Regions from separate parts of the Mus musculus genome. Here all the other regions are linked to region 3. Evidence: chromatin loops called from intact Hi-C (ENCODE). Cell type or tissue: left cerebral cortex. All regions are shown on one strand.

The links. Peaks named below come from ENCODE experiments on the same cell type or tissue, not always from the same donor. Only the 100,000 strongest peaks of a DNase experiment are listed, where the experiment ranks them.
Region 1: a loop joins it to region 3, with 2.3 times the contacts of the local background. A loop is called at or near these places in 7 of 42 quality-filtered maps.
Region 2: a loop joins it to region 3, with 4 times the contacts of the local background. A loop is called at or near these places in 4 of 42 quality-filtered maps.

The regions. Positions count from the first base shown.
Region 1 is chr1:151,163,997-151,171,996 of GRCm38, forward strand. No RefSeq gene overlaps it. Among named protein-coding and RNA genes, the nearest start is that of Gm36139, 13 kb to the left of the region's middle. In left cerebral cortex, no CTCF peak of the experiment used is centred here; a DNase peak (open chromatin) is centred at 3,949.
Region 2 is chr1:151,246,788-151,254,787 of GRCm38, forward strand. Gm46162 (a long non-coding RNA gene) reads right to left here and starts at 4,537. Exons shown (of 2, transcript XR_001779479.2): 1 at 3,772-4,537. In left cerebral cortex, no CTCF peak of the experiment used is centred here; DNase peaks (open chromatin) are centred at 4,244 and 4,845; H3K4me3 peaks cover 452 bases; H3K27ac peaks cover 538 bases.
Region 3 is chr1:151,074,801-151,082,800 of GRCm38, forward strand. It overlaps Gm36297 (a long non-coding RNA gene), which reads left to right. Exons shown (of 4, transcript XR_387468.4): 3 at 847-925; 4 at 1,855-2,530. Gm36139 (a long non-coding RNA gene) reads right to left here. Exons shown (of 3, transcript XR_387463.3): 2 at 508-626. Gm36077 (a long non-coding RNA gene) reads right to left here. Exons shown (of 2, transcript XR_387461.2): 1 at 7,975-8,000; 2 at 5,645-5,952. Among named protein-coding and RNA genes, the nearest start is that of Gm36077, 5.1 kb to the right of the region's middle. In left cerebral cortex, a CTCF peak has its summit at 4,289 (motif pointing right); DNase peaks (open chromatin) are centred at 4,309, 4,988, 5,881, 6,058 and 1 more place.

The DNA of each region.
Region 1 (8,000 bases), 89 kb after region 3:
TATCAACCACGCTGCCCTGTTTCTACTTGGGCAAGATGGCCTCCAGCACCACTGGGGCAATGTAGAACAGTCTATGAATGTATCTAGTTTTTCACACCACCATTGGTGTTATGTTTTAGCATTAAAGTCAGGTGTTTGGTTTGGCTTGGTTTGGTTAATTGGTTGTTGTTGGTGGTGATGGTTTAGCTTGGTTTAGGGGTATGGAGGTTTTGTTTTTGTTTCTGTTTGTTTTCTTTTTTGCTAATTTCATAAATAGTGGAAGAAATTTATAAAATTTCTTCAATTATTAACTAAGCCAAACACATAAAAGAATCGAAGGACTTGGGCAGGGGTGCTGAATGACCTCACAGGAATCCCACACTGTTCAGCCTGTAGGTGGGTTGAGCCAGTTCACTGCCCTGGCAAGGATTTTCTCTATCTTCACAGTAGAATGATTCCGCCTTCAAATACTCAGATACCATCTTTCCATGTCATTATATCACGTGTCCCTTTGGGCTACCTTCTCATTACCCCTGAACTATTTGTCTACCCAGATTACAGAACCCCAAAATTTGCACATAAATTTCCAGTGGACATCATTTCTAAAAAAGGGGGCTAGTGATTGTAGTACATTCATGTGGCAACATGTACCAATAATAATATTGTTGTAAGCCAAACTGTTAAGGGAGGTTTCTTCTACCAGATGGTATTTAGGGTACTTTTTTTTCTATTAATCTGTAGTTTTAATTTTTCAGTCAGGAACATGGAGTAGTTGTATAAACAAGAGGAAAAATTGGCATATTTAGGACGCCTCACGGAAGCTGAAGCTACAGCCTTCATGTGGTCTCTTCCAGCCTGCTGGGCACCTCACGTGAGAGCTGTACCCAAGCTTGCAGCCACCACCTGTATAGTGAGGTCAACTGATAAGGTCATCTAGTAACCAGGTCTGATGACTAAGGTGACAGCGCTGCAGCCAGTGTGGCTGTGGGTGACGCCCCGAGGCACACATTGGGACTCAGCCACCCCTGAGCATCTGGGTAGCATTAGCAACATTGCCCCTCGGAGGGCATAGCAGCAGAGGGGCCCTGTGTTTGTGAGATGAAGCAATGAAACATGTCGTGGAATGCGATAAAAGCCAGGGTCACATTAAGTTCTGTAAGGCACTGAAGACTTGCAAAGAGATTAATCTAAGCAAGATGTTCAAGTTGAAGAATGGCAAATGGGCTTTGGTGAACAAATGACTTTATTCCCCCCCTACCCTTCCCCCAAAAAATGCAATTGCAAAAGGCTCGGATGGTAATAGACCTTGCTGTGCAAGTATGATGACATGAGTTCGAATCCTCAAGACCCATGTAAGCAGTGTAATCACACATCTCACTTACCAGAGCATTATGGGAGGGTGGGGAGGAAGGAGAGAGTAAGATTGCTACTGACTGCCAGTCTGGCTCCAGGTTGGCTCAAGGTTCAGTGAGAGACGCTTTCTCAGGGGAAGAAGGTAGAAAGAGATGAAGCAGAATCTCTGATCTCCTCTAGAAGGGGCTGGCCTCATGAATACACACGTGCATACACCTCACACATGTGTGCATACATCACACACACATACACCCACACATACACTTACACCACACACATATAATGTACTTGATAGTGAAGCCCTAGATTAAATCTCCTGTTATTAATTGTTCTATTGCCGCAGAAAAACCATGAAACCATGACTGACTTTATGTAGAACGCTAAAAACTGGGGTTGAACAAATGTTTGGGTGCTCTTTTTTTAAACCAGCAGAGCAATGTTTCCATTTGTTAGTTAATTTAGAATAAAATTATTTTCTTCAGAATAAAAACTAAAAAGGCCATGATGAGAGTAATAGAGAGAATAGAAATAAAGATTCTCTTTCCAAATCATATCCCCTTAGGTCTTGATTTTACAAAGACTTTCAGAATAGATTTTATTTATGCAGGAACTATCTCAGACCTTACAAGGTGAAGCAAAACACTGCAAACATGGAAGTCTGAAGGGAAAAGTCCACGGCTGTCTTCCATCACTGTGCAGACATCTCCCCTTAAAGCCGAGAGAGGCATGCATACAGCAGGGGTACTTCAGAGGCAAGGAATATTGGATTTTATGCAAATGTGGTTTTTGGTTTGAGCCCTGAGAGGTTCGAATGCCTAGTTCACAGTGCATTACCAGGAAGACCAGATTGTGATCAAACAAAAGGCGGGTGTAGAACACACAAGCACTTTGGCCTCATTATCTGCTGTTTAACCGTCCCCCTGTGTTTGCAAGTCCACGTGTAATTAAGCTTGAAGGGAAGTTGTAATTGGAAGGAGATAATCTAAGAATGGTCAGTGGGTTAGTGTCCGGAAATTCTGACAAATGACGCAAGCATACCCCAAGGCCAGTATTTCTCTCAAGCAGTCCCTTGAGTGTGCTTATGTGAACCGTATAAGGTACAGAGCCCTCCCCAGCTCCTTCATCCTTCTTGTGCTCCAGCAACCAAGCCAGGATACCTTGGAAGGGAATTCTTCCAGTGAGCACTTGCTCTAATGTTATTGGCAAGATCACAGTTTACTAGTGTGCTCGTAGACAAAACTGTTACAGCATATCTCTTTTTTTTTTAAAATGAGCTAAAATTATTTTTAATGGTAGTTTACTGAAACTTCTAAAATGATGCTCAGTCTAAAGTTTAAAATATATATTTTAAAGTATACTAGCTATCATTTATAAAACCACTTAGCCCTATATATGACAAATTATACTTTAAAGAAAACAGTAGATAATGTGTGTGTGTGTGTGTGTGTGTGTGTGTGTATGTATCAGTGAGAGATAACTCAGGAAATTATTAATAGGCAATAAAAAATTGGAAACCACTATATAGTGTTGTTCAACTTTAAATGAAATTTCATTAATAAATTTCCACAAAAATGAACTTTAAAATATGAGTTAGTTTTTAAAATCTATTAAAATTATAAAGTTTATTCATAGTAGCCCTGGAATATGATTTGAGAACCATTTTTTTTTTTTCCACGAACATCAGGCCTCAGGACTGATCCGGATCTGGAAGTTTGTTGTCCGGTGGTGTGGTACCAATAAAAGAGAAGAGATCAACAGAGAAAGACCAACCAGACAGTCAGGACTTCGCTAAAAGAGAGACCATGACTTGAGAGACAAGTCTTGGCTAAGGGAAGCAAAGTGAGAGATTGGGTTCAGCATTCAAAGCCAAGATCCAGAGGCGGCTAATCACCTAGTGTTCAAACGACCCAAGGGAAAAGCACCAGCCTACAGCTACGCGATACATCTGGATCCGCACCAGAGTAGACATTATTCTTCTAAAAATGTCCAGGTCAGTCAGAGACTCAGGTCAGGTGAGCTAGTCCACCCCAGGTCTGGAAGATAGAGCTGGGATCAAACAAAAGTTGAGCTTCAGAGGACAGAGGCGTGATGGTTCCTTCAGCCAGGGGACAGACAGGTCAAAAACAGGGATTGCTTAATCATTAATTGACTTCAAACAAAGGAAGAAAGGATCCCAGGCAACCAGCATAATTAAAGTTCCTCTAGTTGTAAAAAGCATGAGGCCTCGGCAAACCAGCAGAGGCCCGGGATCAGAGGAGAGCAGGCGCTGAGCAGAGAGAAGAAGAAAAAACAGTCCAGGCCACAGGAAGAGGAAGTCTGTCTCCATTGGATAAAGGATGAGCTCCAAGGGCCCTTGATGTCGAGCTCCCCTAAAGAGTCTGCGCTGGGAAGGCTGGTAGGAGTATCAAGTCTGGTGCTCTCACCTGATGCTGTGAGCCTGCTCATCAGCGTGCTCTCCACGTCCTCTAAGCCTGTTCCTAAGCATGCCTTCTCTTTAAACAAAACTACAAAGAAGCTTTTTGTATGATCTGTTTCCTTTGATTCGGGCTGCGTTAGCAGGCCAGCAAGAAATGTGGCTGGTGGGAGCCCCTTCCTGCGAGGAGGCTGGCCTGCTCCTTTCACGCCTCTGTGAGTGCTTTCTGTTTATTGCTTGGTCACTTGAGAGTCAAGCCTCAGCAGCAGCTTCATGACCAGAATCAGTAAGGGGAATCCAATTTTTTTTTTCTCTAGACTACTTGCAGTCAGCCCCAATGCAGCCAAAGAAAGCTCATAAAAAAAGACACACATCATGTCTTGTAAATATTCTCCTGAATAACACAAAATGTCCCCAGCTTCCCATCTCTCTTAGAAGAAAATGCTAACTGCTCATGTCTTCCAGAGTCTTAACTGATCAGATCAAGCCCAGCTCCCAGCCTCCCCTGCCATTCCCACTCCCTCCACCTAAGACTTCAAGAGCTCTGTTGTCCAGGACGCCATACAATGAAAGATCTAGTCATATTTCTCTTAATTTACTTGCTTCTTTAAAAGTCTGTGTTATTCATGAAACACTGAGCACAGCTCTTCATCAGCCTTTAATCAACAAAATAAATGCAGACATATAGCTATTTTTAACAAGCCTAGATTAAGAGTCACTGCTCCAGGCCTGGTTTGTGGTCACTCCATCATATACAGGAGCATCTTTTATTACCCATGCACCTATCAGTCTCAACCACTGATGCCTGCAAGGGGGAGGGAAAGCAGACATAAGCATCCTTCGTAACACAGCTGTCCCTGAGAAACAGCCCCTACCGCAGAGCACCGATGCACTGGGGAAACCCGCCCATTTTTCCCTGTGTGTAAGATAGGTTTGCATCCTTCCAATTGCAGTGGTCCATCTCAGCTGGGTGTGTAAGCAAGCTTGCTGCCCACCTTAGCAACTGCCACATCACTGTTCAAGAAGGCTAAGAGAGCCCTTTGTAGTCTCAGCATTCCAGGTGAGCTCGTGGGAAACACAGGCTCCAGGGATTCATGAGTCAGCCTTTCTCACAGGTCTCAGCCAATGAATCATCACACTGAAGATCCACAGTTGTTAAAGGAACTGAACTCGGCATGCCAGAGACCTCCATTCTTTGCATTATTGCAACACTGTTTACTACAGTATGCTGTGGAACCTGCCCAGATGGGACCAGTCACAAATAGCTAAAGAGAACTGATAAATATGCACAAAGGAGTAGTATTCAGACATAAAGAAGGAAATCGTATTTGCTGCAGCGTTGAGAGCACTGGAAGACACTGTGTTAACTGCAATGCTCAGACACAAAAAGACAAAAAACAGATAAACAAATATTCTGTGTCATGTAAAGGCAAAAAGAAATGATGGTCTGAATATGTGTGTGTGTGTGTGTGTGTGTGTGTGTGTGTTTTAAGTATGGTTGTTGACTAGAACTTAGTGGAGCAGATACCTTGCTTGCCAGGTAGCATATATAAGGGAGATAACACGGGCTTTCTCCACAGTCTCCAGACAAACATGGCTTCTCTCAAGACTCAGTACAATGCTGTGGTCATTTGAGGAATGGGTCTATTTTCCAGAACCTCTTTTAAGTCTCTGGATTATTCCTTCCAAAACCCCCAGTGTGTAGAAGTGTGGTCACACATTTCTTGGCCACAGTGATAGCATCCTGAGAAAGGTGCCCTTTGCCAATTTTTGGCCATTGTGCAAATATTACAGAATGTACTCACAAGAACACACATGGTACAGGCTAGGTAGAGATCCCTATAGGATCTGAGCTATGTGTTATATACAATAACATGTAACTGCCACTGACAGGAACTTCGTATGCAGTGCAAAAATAGCAATTATTTAATTCTGGACACTTCATCTCTACATAAACTCCTCACTTACCACCCACTAGGCTACTAGCAGACAACTAAAGGAAACTTCACCTATTGCTGAAGATCTACTGACTCAGTTCCCTATGCATACACACACACACACACACACAGAGAGAGAGAGAGAGAGAGAGAGAGAGAGAGAGAGAGAGAGCTTCACATCAGCATCTTTGACTCTTCCATGCTTTGTCCTGTTGGCCCCTCCACTCCCACCACTGAATACAGTCTCCCTCATGACCTTTGATCTTTGTAGGACACAGTTTATGTTTGCCATGTCTTTCCTCCCTTCCTGATCTATCTGGCTAATTTTTTTTTTTCAGCTCCTACTCCAATTGTGGCTCTAGCTCCCTAATGTGTAATCTCCAAGAAGCTCGGACATTAGAACATTCACAAACAGTGTAACTTGACTAATCTTTATGCCTCTAAAACTAGTATCTAGTCCCTCCCCTCTCTAGTTTTTCCTCCCCATGTGTCTGTCTGTATCTACAGTTTAAAATGTTTGTGTTTCTGAAACCCCATTTCTCCTGGATTGTTCCTCTCTCACCTCCTGTCTTGGTACCTCTCTTCTTCCCATTCAGCACACTGGCCTTATTTTCCCAGATTTTTCAACTCCTAGATTTCACCTATGCTGTTCCCAAGAATACCCTTTCCCTTTCCTCAAAGCTGGCTCTCTCTAGTGCATCCCATAAGCTCTACTTCTTGCCATTAAAATACAAACGTTTGCTTGTATGGTTATGTAGGTGTTAGCAAACGTACCTGTACCAATGCAGCAGCCAATAGGCCTGAGAACTTAGCATGTGGCTGACCCCAGCTGAGATGTGTCACAGGTGTTAAATCCACACCAAATTATGGAGACAGTAAGGTAAAAAGAAAAGAAAATGTCATGATTATTTTAGGATTATTGAATTACATTTCAATAGAGTACTTTAGCTAAATTGAGTTAAATGAAATGAAATTTTTAGGTTTGTTTTTTTATGGTTTCTAATAAAAATGTTTAAGTTACACTTGGGCTAACATTTCATTTCTTTATAGCATTAGTAAAAGCAAGACAGTGTCTCGGTAGGAGTCCAGGCTTGTCTCAAACTCCCAATCTTCCTGCCTCAGCCTTCCATGTGCTAGGACCCAACCATATCTGGCCTCACATCCTACTTCTGCTGGACAGCTTTACTGTAGACATAAAATTCAATGGGGGCCAAAGTAATTTTGCTAATGACTATAGTCCCACTGACATTAGCACTGTCCCTGAATGTATAATAACTGAATTGGTGGATATATTTTGAAACAATACATTTTTTTCTGGGTAACTGGATTTAAATCTAACTTCTTCCTTTTAGAAAAAAAAGAAAAGAAAAGGAAAAAAAAAAAAAAAAAAAACAAAGACAAACAATGGTAGCCAGGGGGGTTCAAAATCTGCCTCTCAGTATGCATGTTCGCTGTCTGCCCTGGGCATCAGAGCTTTTCTTAGCTTTAAAAACTTACAGTTTTACTCATGATTAAGTAACTGTCGTGAATTGTCAGGCTGGCCCAAGTCATCACTAGTTTAAATAGATAGTGTACCATTTGAACTGCACAATAGATTCATCTTCCAAATTACAAACAGGCTACTGAAGGAATAAATAATATAGAAGAGATGCCACATATTTAGAAAGGACCCATGGAGTATTCCTTTGAAGCCAGTCCCATTCACACACATGATTTCATAGGCAATATCTCACTTACTTATCTCAATCCTTACTGTCAGAAAAAATATATATTGTTGACTTAACCTGAATTCACCATCTGGAAATGGCCTTACACAAATGTAGGAAAGGCCAGAGTATTTAAACATCTAGCAGTGTCTTTAAAGACTATTTTCCTTCCCCATTAATTTGCCAGCCTGTTCACTCACATTCCTGAGCACACACACCTATCACAAGTCTCTGCATTACATTACATCAAGTTCTCTGTGGTTGACAATAATAGTGCATTGCCTAAGAAAAGAAGTGGCCAAACTGTCTTGTGATCCCTAATCCAGAAAGAGAAGGACTTTAGTCACAGACAAGAGCACAGGACTTGGAGGCTTGCTCAGCCAGATAGATCAGGTGGCAACTGGAAGAGAGCCACTGGGAGCTAAGATACCACAAAGACAACCCAATGCCAAGACTCTTAATGGGCACCCATTTGACAAGGCATTAAGTGCTCATTGCAGGACAATAGTACTGCTTTCCCCAGGGAGAGTGGGACAAAAAAAAAAAAAATCCCTATAATAAATGTCTCACAGTCAAGATTCTTCAATTCCTTCTATCCTTGTGTTTTATGAG
Region 2 (8,000 bases), 170 kb after region 3:
CTTCTTGAAGGGCTAGGACTAAAGCTACATCAGCCTGTGCTAATGAAATTCTCTTGAAAATAAGTCTTGCGTCAAGAGTGTGCATTAATTGGTACTTCTAATTTAAAATTATCCTTGGGGAGGGGCCCTAAAGAGATGACCCAGCAGTTAAAAGCACTCACTGCGGGCTGGTGAGATGGCTCAGTGGGTAAGAGCACCCGACTGCTCTTCCAAAGGTCTGAAGTTCAAATCCCAGCAACCACATGGTGGCTCACAACCATCTGTAACAAGATCTGACGCCCTCTTCTGGAGTGTCTGAAGACAGCTACAGTGTACTTACATATAATAAATAAATCTTAAAAAAAAAAAAAAGCACTCACTGCCCATCCAGAAGGCCCAATTCTAATCTCCAGAACCCACAATGGACAGCTCACACGCCTGCAACTGCAGCTCCAGGGAATGGAACACCCTCTTATGGCTTTTGCAGGAACCCGCAGACACGTGGCATACACACACAGACAAAGACACGTGAAAAGAAAAAAAAAGGACTTAAAAAAGAAGCAGGGGAGCTATACTTCTGCTTTGTCCTGCAGCAAAAGCCTAACTCAAAAGCTCATTTTCACCGCCTCTCAAAAAATATCCCTACTGATTGCTTATTGACATCCCATCTTCATTGACCCCTGTTGCCGAAGTATCTCAGTCCCTTCGGCAGACTTGATGGGTAACTTGAAATTCATGCTTAGTTTCTTGTTCAGGCATATAGCAACAGTTCTCATGAATTGGTCCTTGTTAAAGTTCCCAGAGGCCTTAAGGTATAGGTGGTCCCATCAAAACTGTATTTCTTGGTTTTTCTGCAGGGAGTCTTCTTAGGCTGGGCTGGGAATGTTCCTAGCTGATTGGCAGGAAATAACATTCTACCTCATTCAGTACTTTTCAAGAGATGTTGCTTCTTTGCCTGGGCTGTGAGTGCTATACTAATCCTTTCCATCGCCACACGGCATTTTCCTTCTGAACCTAACCCCATGCTCTGTGCTGGTTACATTTGGCTCAAGTGCACAGTCTCTGAATACTTATAGTGACCACCATACAACTGTTTTCTATCTGTCTGGTCAGCAGACTTTCATTTGTGGCAATGCAAAAAGAAAAGGAAAAAAATATGAGCCCAATCCAGACTCCATACAAGTGAGCTTCAATTACCAGGATCTAGGAGGCGCTGGTTGTTCCAGACTGGTGTGGACTCATTACCTCTGTTTGAAATGCATTTGTGGTTAAAAAAAGCTTCCCTTACTTGAGGATTATTTGCTAAAGCTGTGAGACCCGCCAGCCTTGAGAAACCCCTCTTTCTCTAGGTAAAGGACGAAAGGAAGACGGAAGGCATTCCTAGCCTGTGTGAGTTTTTATTCTGCTCACAGATGAATAAACAAGACTTGGGGTTGGCTCTATAATTGTCCACTAAAATAATTGTCCGAAGGGGGATGTCTTAGTTAGGGTTTTACTGCTGTGAACAGACACCATGACCAGGACATTTAACTGGGGCTGGCTTACAGGTTCAGTCCATTATCATCAAGGTGGGAACATGGCAGCATCCAGGCAGGCATGGTGCCGGAGGAGCTGAGAGTTCTACATCTTCATCTGAAGGCTACTAGCAGAATACTGGCTTCCAGGAAGCTAGGATGGGGGCCTTAAAGCCCACACCCACAGTGACACACCTACTCCAACAGGGCCACACCTTCTAATAGTGTCACTTTCTGGGTGGTGCACATAAAAACCACAACAGGGGATACTAAAGAAAGACTTGAAAGTATGCGTCCCAGGTGTTTATGTTATACTAACCATAGGGTAATGGTAATCTCGGCCACGTTCTCAGAAGCTTCTATTTGCAGTTCATGCTGAGACTCATAACTGGTCCTGAGAATGAGTGACAGCTAAATGCTTACCCTTAAGCAGGACATCTAGATCACTCTTTCCAGGGGCCAGGAAACACTACAGTGGACTGAATGGGAAGAAGATAAAAGTCAGAGGGTGAGGAGGAGCGATGTGAGACACTGTCTCTAGAACATAGCATGGATATTTCACACATAGCAGCTGCCGTTGCCTGTACGAGACAGGCCTTTCAGCATCCTGCGTTGAATGGGGACAGGTACATGAGACACTACACTTATTCTCTGAAGAGCTATGCTATGGGCAGCTAGTAGCTGCTGAGGAATAAGAAGCCTCTTTCTTCAGTAGTGTAGCCGCTGGTAAGTTACTCATCCTCCTCCAGTAAGTAGCGCCCATCCACGTTCATGCAAGCAGCCCTAATGAAATGTGTGACTCCGTGTGTCACACAGACACAAAATGACTGTAGGACTTGTTGAGAAATGGGGGGGGGGGGGGGTATTGGGAAGGGTGTGAGTGAAGAGTAAAGGAGGTGGAGAGGGGTAAAATGACTAAAATTATATGTGTGTAGGAAACTGTTCAAAAATTAGAACAGTTTATGATGGTCATTTTTTTTAAGGAACCTGAAAATGTAAGACCTTTAGGGAAGGGAAAGAGGCTCGGGGAAGCAGGTAGAAAGAGGAAGGGGACAGAGCATGGAAATGGGGGGGAACAGGATCAGGTCACAATGAATGCATGCATGGAAACATTGTGGTGAAGTCCCATTAATTTGTACAATTAACATACAGTAATCATTGTAATTTTTAAAAGGTTTGTAAGCCAAGTGGTAGGGGTACATGCCTTTAATGGCAGCATCCAGGAGGCAAAAGCAGGCAGATCTCCAAATTTATGGCGAGTGTGATGTACAGAGCCAGGATAGCCAGGGCTACACAGAAAAACCCTGTTCAGAAAATAAAAAGTCTATAAACCTGATGTACTATGGAAACAAAATATCCAGCTTGAAACATGAGACTGAAACAATACATTCTTTTTAAAATAATAGCTGTGAGGCTAGAGAGATGCCCCCATGGTTAAGAGCAAGTACTGCCTGTGGAGAAAACCCAAGTTCAGTTTCCCAGCACCCAAGTCTGGCAATTCCTAACCACCTGTACCAGTGCCTCCACACATCCTTCTTCTGGGTTCTCCTGAACTCTGAAGCACCTGAACACATGTGAACACACACACAGACACACACACAGAGATAAAAAATTTAGAAATACTTTTTAAAAAGAGTAAAAATAATTATCATAAGCAGTGCATAATGGTACACACTTATAATAGCAGCATTTGGTAGAAGGAGGAAAAGGACTTCAAACTCAAGGTCAGCCTATACTACATAGCAAGAAATGTTAATAACTTGATAAACATAATGATCTAAAAGAAATGATAGTAATTTGGGGAGGGGCTCCTCAAAACGTAGAATTATGTTAAGTAAGCCCCTCCAGTAAGTCCACCAGTGAATCCATAAACCTGTCTGTGAATTAGATCCTCGGGGTCGTCCTGTTGTGTAAGAACAATGTTAGACCAATAGAAAACCCACTGCAAAAAAAAAAAAAAAAAAAAAAGAAAGAAAGAAAACCCACTGCAGACAGCTCCAGTGGCTAATCAATGTAGGCTTTTTATGGTGAAGACAGGCTTTGAACCCAGGCTCTGTCTAGCTCTTGAGGCCAGCTGCTTAAGCCTCTGTCTGCTGACTTCTAGAAACTGTAATGTTTGTTGGTAAAGTCTAGCCTAGACATGCGGTTTCAAGAAACAGATTCTTTCAAGATCTCAAGACAAACATTTGTTAAATTAAAAACATTAAGGAAGCTGAAGTCCAACAAACTCCTCGCGGCAGGGGACAGGGGACAGGTCCCGGCTTTTGCTGACTCTTACCTTAAAGCCCTGGTTCTAAGTATTTAGTGTTCGGGTCTCTCATGTTGGTTCCTTCTGAAGCTACTCATTTATATAGGAGTCCTTGTTAAATGAAGTAGGATTCCTTAAAACTCCTCGAATTCAGTCGTCCTTGCTCCATCCCGGAAGTTGCCTTACTCATCGAAATTGCCCTATGGAGGGTTCAATATGGCCATATATTCTTCACAGCTCCTACCTTAAGTAGGTGGCGTCTATTTTCCCACCTCCTTGGATCTGGGGTGACTTTGAGAGTTATGGGATCACGGGATATAGCAGAAGCAGCATCACGTGACTCCCCACCCCTCCACCCTAGAAGCCCTGCTGCTTCTGCTTTCACTCCCGGTGGAAAGAAAAGAACCTCGCACAGCTGCGACAGGAGCAAAGCCATCTGTGACCCGACAGCCAGCAACCGCAAACAGTTGCAGACCAGAGATGAGTCACGAACCATCCTTCTGAGCTCTGACTGAACTGCCAAACCGAAGAACAGTGACCAACAGATGGCTGTCCTTTTCAGCCAGTAAGTTTGGAGGAGGTTTGTAACATAGTACAGCCCTAACACATGCCGGTTCATCTTTCCTTCCCAGAGTGCCCACTACACACTTGTTAACTGCGATCCAAAAATCACTCCCCAGGAAGCTTTCCCGGATGGAAAAAGGCAGCCTCCTACACAAAGTTAGCCTCCCTCAAAGCACAGAAGGGGGGCCCTGTCTAACATGGTTCTGAGGGCACAGAGACCCCTCCTTCTCCTCCAGCTCTCTCTTGCGCGCGCTCTCTCTCTCTCTCTCTCACACACACACACACACACACACAGAGTCTTCCCCATGCGGAGATGCTCAGGACTTTTCAAAGCCCAGTTACTTACAAAATAACACAAATGTCTGTATCATTTAGGTTTCTATTGTTGTGGTAAATACCATGACCAAAAGCAATTGCGGAGGAAAGGATTTATCTCACTGTACAGCTTACAGTCCATAATGAAGGCAAGTCAGGGCAGGAACCTGAAGGTAAGAACTGAGGCGGAAGCCATAGAGGAGTGCTGCTTGCTCCTCGAGGCCTGCTTTCTTAACCTGCTTTCTTATACAATCCTGGACAACCTGCCAAGGGGTGGCACTGGCTTGAGCCTAGGACACCAATCACGAATCAAGAAAACGCCCCCACAAGCTTACCTACAGGCCGGTATAGTGGAGACATTTTCTCAGCTGTTTCTCTTCTCCCAGAAAGCTCTAGCTTGTACCAAGTTAGCAAAAACTAACCAGTACAATGCCCGTTAAAATTTTAAGAGTCACTCACAGAGAGAACAAGCTGTGTCAATTTAGGCTCAGGTCCCTTGACCCAGTCCGTGGGTCAGTCAACAGGGTCTGCAAGAGAGCATGGGGGCTGAGGGGTAAGAGACACGAAGAATAGAAACAAAACAGGTGATCAAAGATCAAGTCTCGTTTATTAGCAGGCAACTATGGGTATATATGCACTCGCTGGGGAGTGCAGCTGGAGACACTTAACCACAGGTCCTGGATGCAGAGGGGAAAACCAAGATGTTATCAGTGTGTTCAGCTGTGGTGGGCTTTTCGCTAAAACATCATGCTAGGAAGACAAGTCTCTCGTCAGGGTGGAAAAGTACCACCTGTAAGTAAATAGCCCGAGATGGCTGCAGAGATGATAGCCGCTTTCCGTTAGGAGTCGGCTCCCAACAGTCCCTCTCATAGGAGGGACAACACTTCACATTTTAAAGAGCCATAGAATTCCATAATGCAAGTCATTGTGCAATGACTCAAAGAGACAGCAACAGCGTCTTTCTTCTCCAGGGTGGTGAATAACGTGAGACTGAAGGTAAAAGCAAACATTGCTGTCCTGCTAAATGAATATAGAAAAGCCGTGCTTCCTAACAACTCATAGACTCTGCTCTACTCACAGATCAGGGCTTTGCTCAGCCATCATCAAAGGGGCTTCCTCCTCAGCAGACGGGAACAAATACAGAGACCCATAATGTCTCTGCCAGACATTAGGCAGAGAGTGAGAGAGCAGGGAACACTCTGCTCCAGAACAGACCCCTTCATCTAATCCCTTTTCCCGGGACCCCAGCAACTCTGCAGAGGAGGAGACAGAAAGAATGCAAGAGCCAGAGAGAATGGAGGACACCACAGAACCAAGGCCTACTAGGCCCAATAAGGCCAGTGCAGAAACAAACTCACAGAGACTGCGGCAGCGTGCACGGGGAATGCACAGGTTTGTGCCAGGTGGAGCTCTATTGCTGAGAGCGCAAGTAGACACGCTCCTCACCCTAACCCAGAAGCTATCTCTGATTAATAGCCACTTGCAAATGAAAAATTTGTTTTTTCCAAGGAAGTCTCACTGAGGAAACAAACCACTCTTAAGGGCAGGCTACAGGCACCTTTAGGGCTTTTTTTAAACTCATAATGTTAAGTTAGGGCTTTTTTTTTTTTAACTTTATAGGTCCTTTGCTTCCTGGTTGGAACTTTTTAGTGTGTGTGTGTGTCTGTGTGTGTCTGTGTGTATGCACGTCTTTGTGCATGTATGTGTGTCTGTGTCTCTGTGTGTGTATATGCATGTGTCTTTGTGTATATGTGTATTTGTCTCTCTGTATGTGTCTTTGTATGTGTGTGCACGTGCACACTTATATGCATTTCTTGAGCTTTTACTTTGGCTCTTTTTCTTGCTTGATTGTTTTGCTATATTCTGATTTGTTTGTTTTTTATGTAACTTGCTGTATTTTATTTTACTATTATTTCTTAGAGCCCTGCTCGTTTGGGGTTTTTCCCCTAAGGAGAGAGAAAGGAAGTGTGTTGCTCTGGATGGGAGGGGGTTCGTGGGGAAACTGAGAGGAGTAGGAGGAGGGGAAATTATAATCAGAATATATTTTACAAAAAAAAATAAACATTTCAATAAATGAAAAAAAAAAGGATCTTTTTGTGGGGAAAGTGAAGTGTCCTTATGTGGTTTATATGGTGTCACGTGCCCTGTTGGACCTGATCTGCAGTTGCTATTTCATACCACGGCATGAGCGTTTCTTTAATTAGAAGCTGTCATTCCTTGGACTCCCTCCTCCTGTAGCTATGTGTTTAGATTGTCTAAGAAAACAGAGGTATCTCAAGCAAATATCAGCTCCTCGCATCTTAGTATGAATGGATTTAGATAATTTTTTTGTTTGCTTGGTTTTTTTTTGTTTTTGTCTTTTGAGACAGGATTTCTCTGTATAGCCCTGGCTGTCCTGGAACTCACTTTGTAGACCAGGCTGGCCTCGAACTCAGAAATCTGCCTACCTCTGCCTCCGGAGTGCTGGGACTAAAGGCGTGCGCCACCACATCCGGCTAGATAATTTTTTCTCAAGTAAAAAATAACAAAAGTGAATAAGGAAAAGGCCCTACTCAAAATAAATTAAAAAAAAAAAAGACCAGTGAACACTGAGCTTAACAAAATATGCTGAGGTTTTGAATAATCATATAGAATATGGTGATGCGAGAGACTGAGAAGTTAGTTCTGGAGGGAGCTCGCAAAAGCTTTGCAAACAGTGCATGGTCAGAGATCTGGGTACTCCTTGGTAGCCTGTCAGTTCGCTGACTTCTAACTTTTCAGATATTAAGACTGATTCTGAAAACATTTGCAACATGGAGACAAAGTTCCTGTACTCTCTCCATCTGGAACAGAGCAGTTCTGCCAAGTGGAAACCAGGCTGGCCACACCTTGGATGGGCAACTGCTGAGGGTTTCCTGGCCACTGCAGGTTTTGGGGAGGGGGAGCCTGGAGTGCCTAGACCGGCAAGGATGGGGCAAGAAAGTATGAGCACGAAAGGCCAGAAGAAGCCTGGCATCATCTCTGTCTCCCAGGGACCAGCCCTGCTGCTCCTGGATCCATCAAAGCCTCGCTGTGCATTCCCATGCTACATGCAACACAGCATACCAATGCCTCTCTCCCGGGCTCACCTCTCCCTCCAGTAAGTTCCTGAAGCCACCCACAGTCGGGGTACTAGAGAGCAGCGCAGAGAGTAGATTGCCAACAAGCCAAAATAAAAATGCCCCCAAATCAAAACACAAACCAAAACAGCCTTGAAGTCATTGCCCCAGAGATATCTTAAAAGCTTGAAGCCTGGATTACAGTCCTAACTTTATAGTACCCTTGACCTTGCTACTGTGTGTGTATTGCATCCAAAACTAGAATGCACTTCCAGGGCTGAGGACGCCACTGGTGGCGAGCAT
Region 3 (8,000 bases):
GGGGAAATGAGACATGGGCGACAGTAAACCAAACGTGGAGTGGTAAGACCTTTGCATGGATATGTGAATATAAAACAAGATGAATGCCTAACTGTGGGATGCCAGAGGAAAGTATGAGCATGTCCAACCATGTGTCTCTGATATAAACTTCATTATCATCTTGGAATACAAAGCACATTATATCTTCTTTAGAGAGCCAGTGGACCACTGCTTGCTCTGAACTCTGCTTGCTTTCAAACGAGAAAGCAAAGGGAAACTGTCACTGCTAGCGTGGCTGCTCAGCAAGCACACATCGCAGTGACTGAACGTCGTCTACCTCAGTGGTTTCCCTGCCGCACTTGTCTTAGAACACAGACACATATTCGGTTGCCACATCTAAGACATTGATTCTGGTCTTTCTAGGTAAACCTCCGCCATACCTGAATATTACAGATTGTGAAACTGACCTGTAAGCCTGAGGTGCCAATTCTACACAGTTTAAGGGGAAGTTTGGAGCTTAAGCCTCACCTCTGCCCAGTGGTGATATTCCAGCAACACTGAAACTGGAAAATGACTCTTTTGCAAGGTTTCACACCTGATCTCAAACCTCTGCTCTACCAAGAGCTGTTGTTAGGGGCGTCCTGAACCTGTTGAGTAACAAAAAGTACAATGGCACAGTTATTCTTTCCCCCTATGTATGAACCCATCCTGAAATTACTTTGTGTTTGTTGACTTCCTGGTAGAAGGAAGGATAATTTTTAAATTTTGCATTTGGCTATTACTTGATCTAGACCATTAAAAAGGCATATTAGGCCACATACGTGAGGCTGTCTCTGGAACTGACATGAAATACATTTCCTTTTCTAGGAATCTACATGAGCAATTTACCTCCAAAGAAGAAAAGAACTTGGAAGTCATTTTCCGGAGGACAGGGTACACGAAGCTTGTAAGTTTTGGCATCGCTGGGATAGAGGAAGTGTGATGACTAAGTCAGTGTGCTGCTGTTAGGGAAAAGCATGTTCTAATGTGCCACCTGCAATTTCATCTCATGAGCAGCAGCTTTCTGATCCAGGACAGTTTTTATACCGTTTAGAGAAAGATAGAGACTAGCTACGTAGAACTTGGGCAACAAGAGAATGAAGAACTGCTAAGGGAAGATGCTGAACCTGTTAGAAAGGCTGCCCTGGATAAGGAACTCACAGCAGAGACAAGATGAGCTTGGGGCACTGCTAAAATATCATAAAGTGTGAGTAAGTTCCAGAGGGTCTACAGGCGAGCAAGAGATGAATAGCTTCTCTCCAAAGAGGGTCAGGGGAGGTGATAAAGTTTGGTTGTCAATGGTTAAGGATAATCAACAAAGACACAAACCTCTCCCTGGCTTCTGCTCGTGGCTTCTCTTTTTGTTTGGAGTTTGGTAGATGCCTTTAAAAACAACACCATGTCCTTTAATTCTGACAAGTATTCCACACATTGCTAGGCTAGTGAGAGCTACCTAGTTTTGCACTAGTGTGAAAGTGAGCAACTCTACAGTATGATCTATACTCTGTTCTTGGTGCCCAAGGACATGGAGTAGTGCCCGAGATATCTGGAGATAGTCTCTCACCTCATAATCAATCCCATAATCCATTGCAGTGTAACTCAAAGACTCAAAAATGGATTTGTGTTTGTATGATTTCCCCGCCTCGTTTCTCACATTAATGCTGCCACTAACAAACACCTAAATAATGAATAGTTTATTTTTTTTTTTAACTTACTATCTGGAGTGACCTAGGAAACTTTAATAACAATCTTGTATTTTTCTGAGAAATAAACTTATTTATAATGATTGTCAACTTTCTTCGTAAGCCTGGTTAAAAACATGTTTTGCTTTTCCAGAGAACAATGAATGATCAGCAATCCTTGATGGTGTCCATTTTAGAAACGGAATGAAAACAAGAGCCATTATTGAGGAGTTAGAAGGTAGAACAAACTGTCTTCCGTTGAAGTCATCATTGTCTTGTAACGCTGGCCCTCAGAAGTGAGAGACCGGATAAAATACAACAATAATTATTACAAGTAATAAGGGGAACTATGTCCAAGAAATGACAGTTTCAGACGGACGAGTCCATTTGAACAATCAATAACACTTCAATGCTCCTCTTAGATGATATTTTGTGGTTATAGCTTATGGTTAGCATTCTCTTCACATCAAAGGACTCACTTTATTGGTTCTCTGGAGATGTACAGGAGTTGGAAGAAAAGAACTAAACCGCTGCATTGACGTCGACTGAGAGGACGGTGAAAAGTCGCCTTCTGTGCCTACTCTACCTTTCACAAACACACCCTTTAATAGAGTACATTTGAAAACAAGTTGCAATCTTACTGCCGCAAAGTATCTAATGAATCACCAAGTTATTTTGTTAGAATTGCTTCAGATGACTAAAATATCAATTTGCTTCTGATTGGAATCCAGACAACTTGGTATCAAAACAATAATTAACTTTCTTCCCCACCGCCTTCCCATTTCTCTTTTTGAGACAGGCTCTCACTCTGTAACCCAGGCTAGCCTTGAACTCAAACCAATCCTCCTGCCTCAGCCTTGTGGGTGTTTTTTTTTTTTTTCATTTATGGGTATGAATGTTTTGCCTGTGCCCCATGTGTGTAGAATATTCATGGAGGCCAGCAAAGGACATCTGCAACTAGAGTTATAGGCAGTTGCGCGCCACCATGTGAATGATAGCAACCAATCCCCAAGTGCTCTTAACCATGGCGCCACCTCTGCAGCCCCAGTCTTGGTTATTTTAAAGAATGTGTTATTTATAAGCACTTAGAAATATGTATAATGTATTGTTTATGGGTTAGGTGTGACTAGCTTTCATGTCATGAGCAGAGAATATGAATAGTCTGCGCCAGGCATAGAAATATATGTCTGTTATTTCAGGACTCAAGAGGCCGAGGCAGGAAAATCACAAGCTCAGTGCCAGTTTGCACTATATGGTGTGAATGACATTTTGTTGGAGGAGCTGCACTTTTTATAAGGCTGATTAAGTGACTAGAACTCCACTATTTGTAGGGAGGTTGGAATTCTGCAGACCCAAAGCCTCAACTTTAATATGGGCTACCTTTACCACTTTTAAATATCAATTCCTTGCCTGCTTCTGTATCTATGACTAACAGATAAGTCTTTTAAAATGTGCAAAATTGACAGACTACTAACTGTCAGCAACCAAAAAACAATAAGAGAGTCATCAAATAGCTCACCTCAGGCCTATAGACATCTCCCTGCTTTTACTGTAACTTATCTGATGTTTCCACTCATATATTTCAAGACTCTAAATACTAAAGAGAGGAAAAAGGGAGGAAGGGGAGGGGGAAGAGGAAAGGAAGGAGAGGAGGAAGGGAGGGGAGGAAGAAGGGAGGGGTGGAGGAAGGGAGGGGGAGGAGGAAGGAGGGGGGGGGAAGAAAAACCAAAAGAGCAAAGGAAAAGGATATGCACGGGGAGTGTTTCTGGGTCTGGATAGGGCCCTCTGCTTGGCTTTGCTCGCAAGGGAAGCCTAAGGCTGGCAGGGAGTTTAGAACTGTGCTCAAGAAAATGAGAGAGACCTGCTCTTTTCCGGGAGGTCTTGGGCAGGAGAGCTGTAAGATCCTTAGGAGATGAACACAAACCATACTTGTAGGGGCATCTCCTTTGACCTCACCTGGGTCATTGTTTCCGACAGCTTTAAGCCCAACAGTGAGAGATCTGACTTTGGGTCTTTATCAACTATTTAAAATATACGTGCTCAAGTGGATATAATATTCGTAATTAAATGATCACCCGTGTGCGTGCTTTCCAATCCAGAGACTGAAGTAGCATAAACCAACAAAGAAGTTTTGTGTGTTTCTGCATTAGACAGAGAATCCATCTTTATTACACCAAAAAGAGTTTATGGAATGACTTTTCTACGGTGGCTTCCAAAGTTGCTGCACTGTGGAAAGGCAGAAATGAAAGTCACACTCGAGGGTTTTCTGTTCTAGCAATGTTTGTCTTCATATCCTAACAGTTTGTTGTTGTTATATTATTGTTGTTGTTATTGTTATTACTATTATTAGTTTTACAGTGGGTGTGTTTCACAGTCTCTCTCAAAGCACTTTGAGATCTAAGGACAGCCTTTTCTCATTGTCCCTGTCGCCATTTTTCAGTGCCCTCTTTGTCCTTCTTCTGTCCTCCCCATCCTATGAGTCTTTTCTAAAAACTCATAAAAATGAAAGTTTTCACACACCCTTCTCTGCTTTGGATGTGAAACCTGGGTTGGCACGCTGGCGACGCACGGCTAGTCTCTACCAACAGTGGCCGCTAGAGGGAGACTAAGAGCTTGCTCCTTCCTCGTTTCACCTGTTCTTGTTTGCCTTGGCAATGGTCCTCCATCCTGCGATGAGCGATTGGTTTCAGCCTCCTGCTTTATTTCCAGAATTCTTTGAATGTATTTGAATGTGGTCTGTCGTAAATACAGATGCTAGCTAGCATTGCTGGGAAAGTTTCCCAGCACCCCAGAGCCCCTCAGACACAACCCCTGCTGGCTAGTGTCAATCTCCCACCCCAACGCCCAGGATCCTAAAACTAAGGGTATGTGAAGGGAGAGGGAGGCATTGGACACAAAGCTCCGGATTCTGGTGTTAAGAGGCAGCAGCTTTTGATAACTCTCCTTTTTTTTTACCTCCGCACCTCTGTCTTCCGCTTTCCATCTCTCCGGGGACTCACCTAGCAGCTCCTAAATCCTCGCAGTCAAATAAATAAATAAATGTCTTAAGGCAGCTTCTTCTTTCCGGGGTGGATCTTTGTGATTCATCACTGACCCCAAAACGACCTTATTTTGGTGCCTAAAACATATCCTCTAAATGACTAGTGTGCATGGGATACAGGCTCAAGGCAACAGGAGAATGGCCCACGGAAGCCTGGCTCTTCGGAGCTCTGTGCTCACCAGAGCTGTGTTCCAGCTGCATTTACTTCATCTTTCCAATATAGTCCTGGTACTATACCCCCGTGCTTCTTGCCAGCTCGGAGTCCACCCACATGTTCCTCTTGCCTGGAGCTCTCCTCCAGAGGCAACTGGTTCAGGCCTACTCCTTTTTCAAATCTAAACTCACTTATTGCTTCTTAGGAGGAACTTTGCCCAAACTTTCAGGGTGAGACCCAACGTTTTCATAGCACCTTGCAGCTCTTCTAAAAATAGGGTTTAAATAAATAATGGACGGCTTCACTGTTCCGGAACGTAAATTGGGTGGCACCTAAGGTACCGACCATGGTGGCAAGTGACTGGAAAGAGCTGAGCAACCCTGGAGCCAAGATTCTGGGCCTTAGGACTGCGCGGCTCCACTTTGCACAAAGAGGAAAAGAACAAAGCCGGCAGTCTAATGGGAAAGACAAAACTTAGATAGGCAGAGCAGACGGCATTCGGAGAACTCCAGCAGACCTTGTGTGTTATCAGAGCACAGAAAAGGACAACTCCCCAAGGCAAGGACGATAAGAAACCTGCTGGGTAGTTAAGACTCAGAAAGGACCTAAAGGCACTAAAAAGGGCTGGGGGTGGGGGTGTTTAAGACACTATAAACACACAATAAATAAATGATCTACGATCCTTTCTCCACATGTTATTTTAAAAAAGGTGTGTGTGGGGGAAGCAAACAACATCAACAACAAAAAATATTTACATTATGAGTTTTTTTTTAATTGAGATATTAAAGACTTTCTTCCCAGCCACCAAGTAAACACAGTTACCAATTTCTTATGAAGCCCTTGAGGGACAATCTCCAAAAGGGCCAGAGCACAGAGGCATGCCAAGGTCCAGTGTTCCAAGTGGCAGGCCACTGCAGGAGGGTGCCAGGACACATCACAGCCAGTGGCCGCTGTGGGCAAACAGGGACAACGTTGTCAATCCAGACGAGCATTTGTCCTGCAAAGGCAGGCAGCGAACCTGCAACCTGAAGCTGACACAGAGCTTGAGACTCTGGACCCTGTAGATGAAGACCAGAAGCAGAAGAAGGAAAGAATCGGGTTCACTGGCAAAACTATTCAGAAGCAGGGGCTAAGAAATCGCTGGTGGAAATGTGTCCGGAAGTTGAGCCGTTATTGTTAGCAAAGCGGAAAAGGAGAGTCTGGAGGACAGGCTCATAAAAAACCAGGGACTTTTAGAAAAGAACAGGAAGACAGCTGGAGGCAGTCTGAGCCTTAGAAACAGAGCATTAGAAACAACAGCACCAACAAGGTCCTTTTAGGTCTGAACTAAGATGCAAATCAATCAAATTCTCCTGCCGAGTCTGGCACTTGGAGAATATCTATCCTCTCTGCAAACGATCTGAGCTGTTCTTTGGGATTGAAAATATTTTTACCTGGTTGGGCATGGCTGTTTTTTTGTTTTTTATTATTTCCTATCAAGCCTTGCTATTTTATTTAAAATAATTTCAGTCTACTAATGTATAACATAAATGGTCGAATGAAGTCTATGAGTATCTGTATATCGCTTTTGCAAAAGTGAAATTCTATAGTCTGTGCTGAGATTTGCTTGTTTCCTTGGTCTTTCTTGTAACAATGCTGGTCTTGAACCTGGGACCCTACACATGTAAGACATGAAGTCTGCCATTGGCTGTGTCCATGGCCCTAATATGCCGTTTCATTTTTAAAGATTTATTTTATTTTTAATTTAAAGGTACCCTGTCCTAGTTAGTTTGAACATAGAATTCATTGTTATCAGCCATCATTATCCTACACCACGTAGGATAAGTTCTGCATATGTGCAGAGGTTAGAAGATTGTGTCAGATTCCTAGAGCTGGACATAAAGGCTGTTGTGAGCCAAGGGGGATGGGTGACCAGAACTCAAGTCCTCTGTAAGAGCAGTATGCCCTTACAACTGCTGATCCAGCTCTCCAGTCCCCAACACCAACTTGTTTCCATTGAGTACCATGTTTGAACTACTCTGACAGCAATTCATTTCATCATTAGCCATCAATTTTCAAAACTGAAGAAAGAGAAGTCTAGAGGACCGACTGAAACCATCCATTGACGATCCAGAGGAAAGAAATCACTTAGCAAAAGCACTCACTAAGCATCCAGCTTCATGTAAGGAAGCAATGTGGGCCACGACTGCCAGGAACTGACTCTGAGATACATACAGTGACTCCTCGGAACCATCACTTTAGAAAAGGCTTATTCCTAAAACTGTTTTAGCACGGCTCGCTCTCTGAAGAGCAGTTTTGAATACATCATTTGCTATTTCAGAACAATCCAACAAATTACCCAAATCAGCTATTTTCAAATATGTTTTGATTCTCAGTTGGCACGCAGTAATTGAGCATACTTAACGGGCTGCCGTGTGGCACTGCATAGATGTGTATAGTGTGTAGGGATCAGGTCAGGGTAATTGACCCTGCTCTCAGACATTTATCATTGCTTTCTGTTAGGAATATTGAAATTCCTTCTGCACTAGCTATCTGTAATATGAAATCAGTTATTACCAGCCATCCTCCTCCTACTGAGGTGCTGAATATTAGAGGCCATTGGTCCTATCCACCTGTACCCTTCTACCACAAACAACCCTCCCTCTGTCTTCCCCTGCTTCCACCCCTTCCCAAGTTCCAGTGACCACCTTTCTACTCCCTACATCTCTGTGATCAGAGACAGGGTTAAGCTGAAGGACATTATACTAATGAAATAAGTCAGGTGCAGGAGGGCAAATTCCATTTCGTTCTTACACACACATGGAAGCCAAAGGGACTGCTTTGGGTTGATGATTAAGGTTGATAAGCATCTCTCTACCATATCATTCCTATTTACATTTTTAAAAATTCCCTCATTTCTTCTACTCTCAATTCACAACAAACTTTACTAAATAAAGATTCAGGCTCTGCTCCCTCTACTTCTGCACTGAAACTCTGATTTCCCAACGTACTCCCGTCTGTCTGGATTCCAACTTTCATTCTCCCTTGAGAAAGATCCCGTCCTCATCTTTCTAAGCCCCCCCGAGAAGTTTCACACTAACCACCTCTTTCTCCTCAACATGTTCTC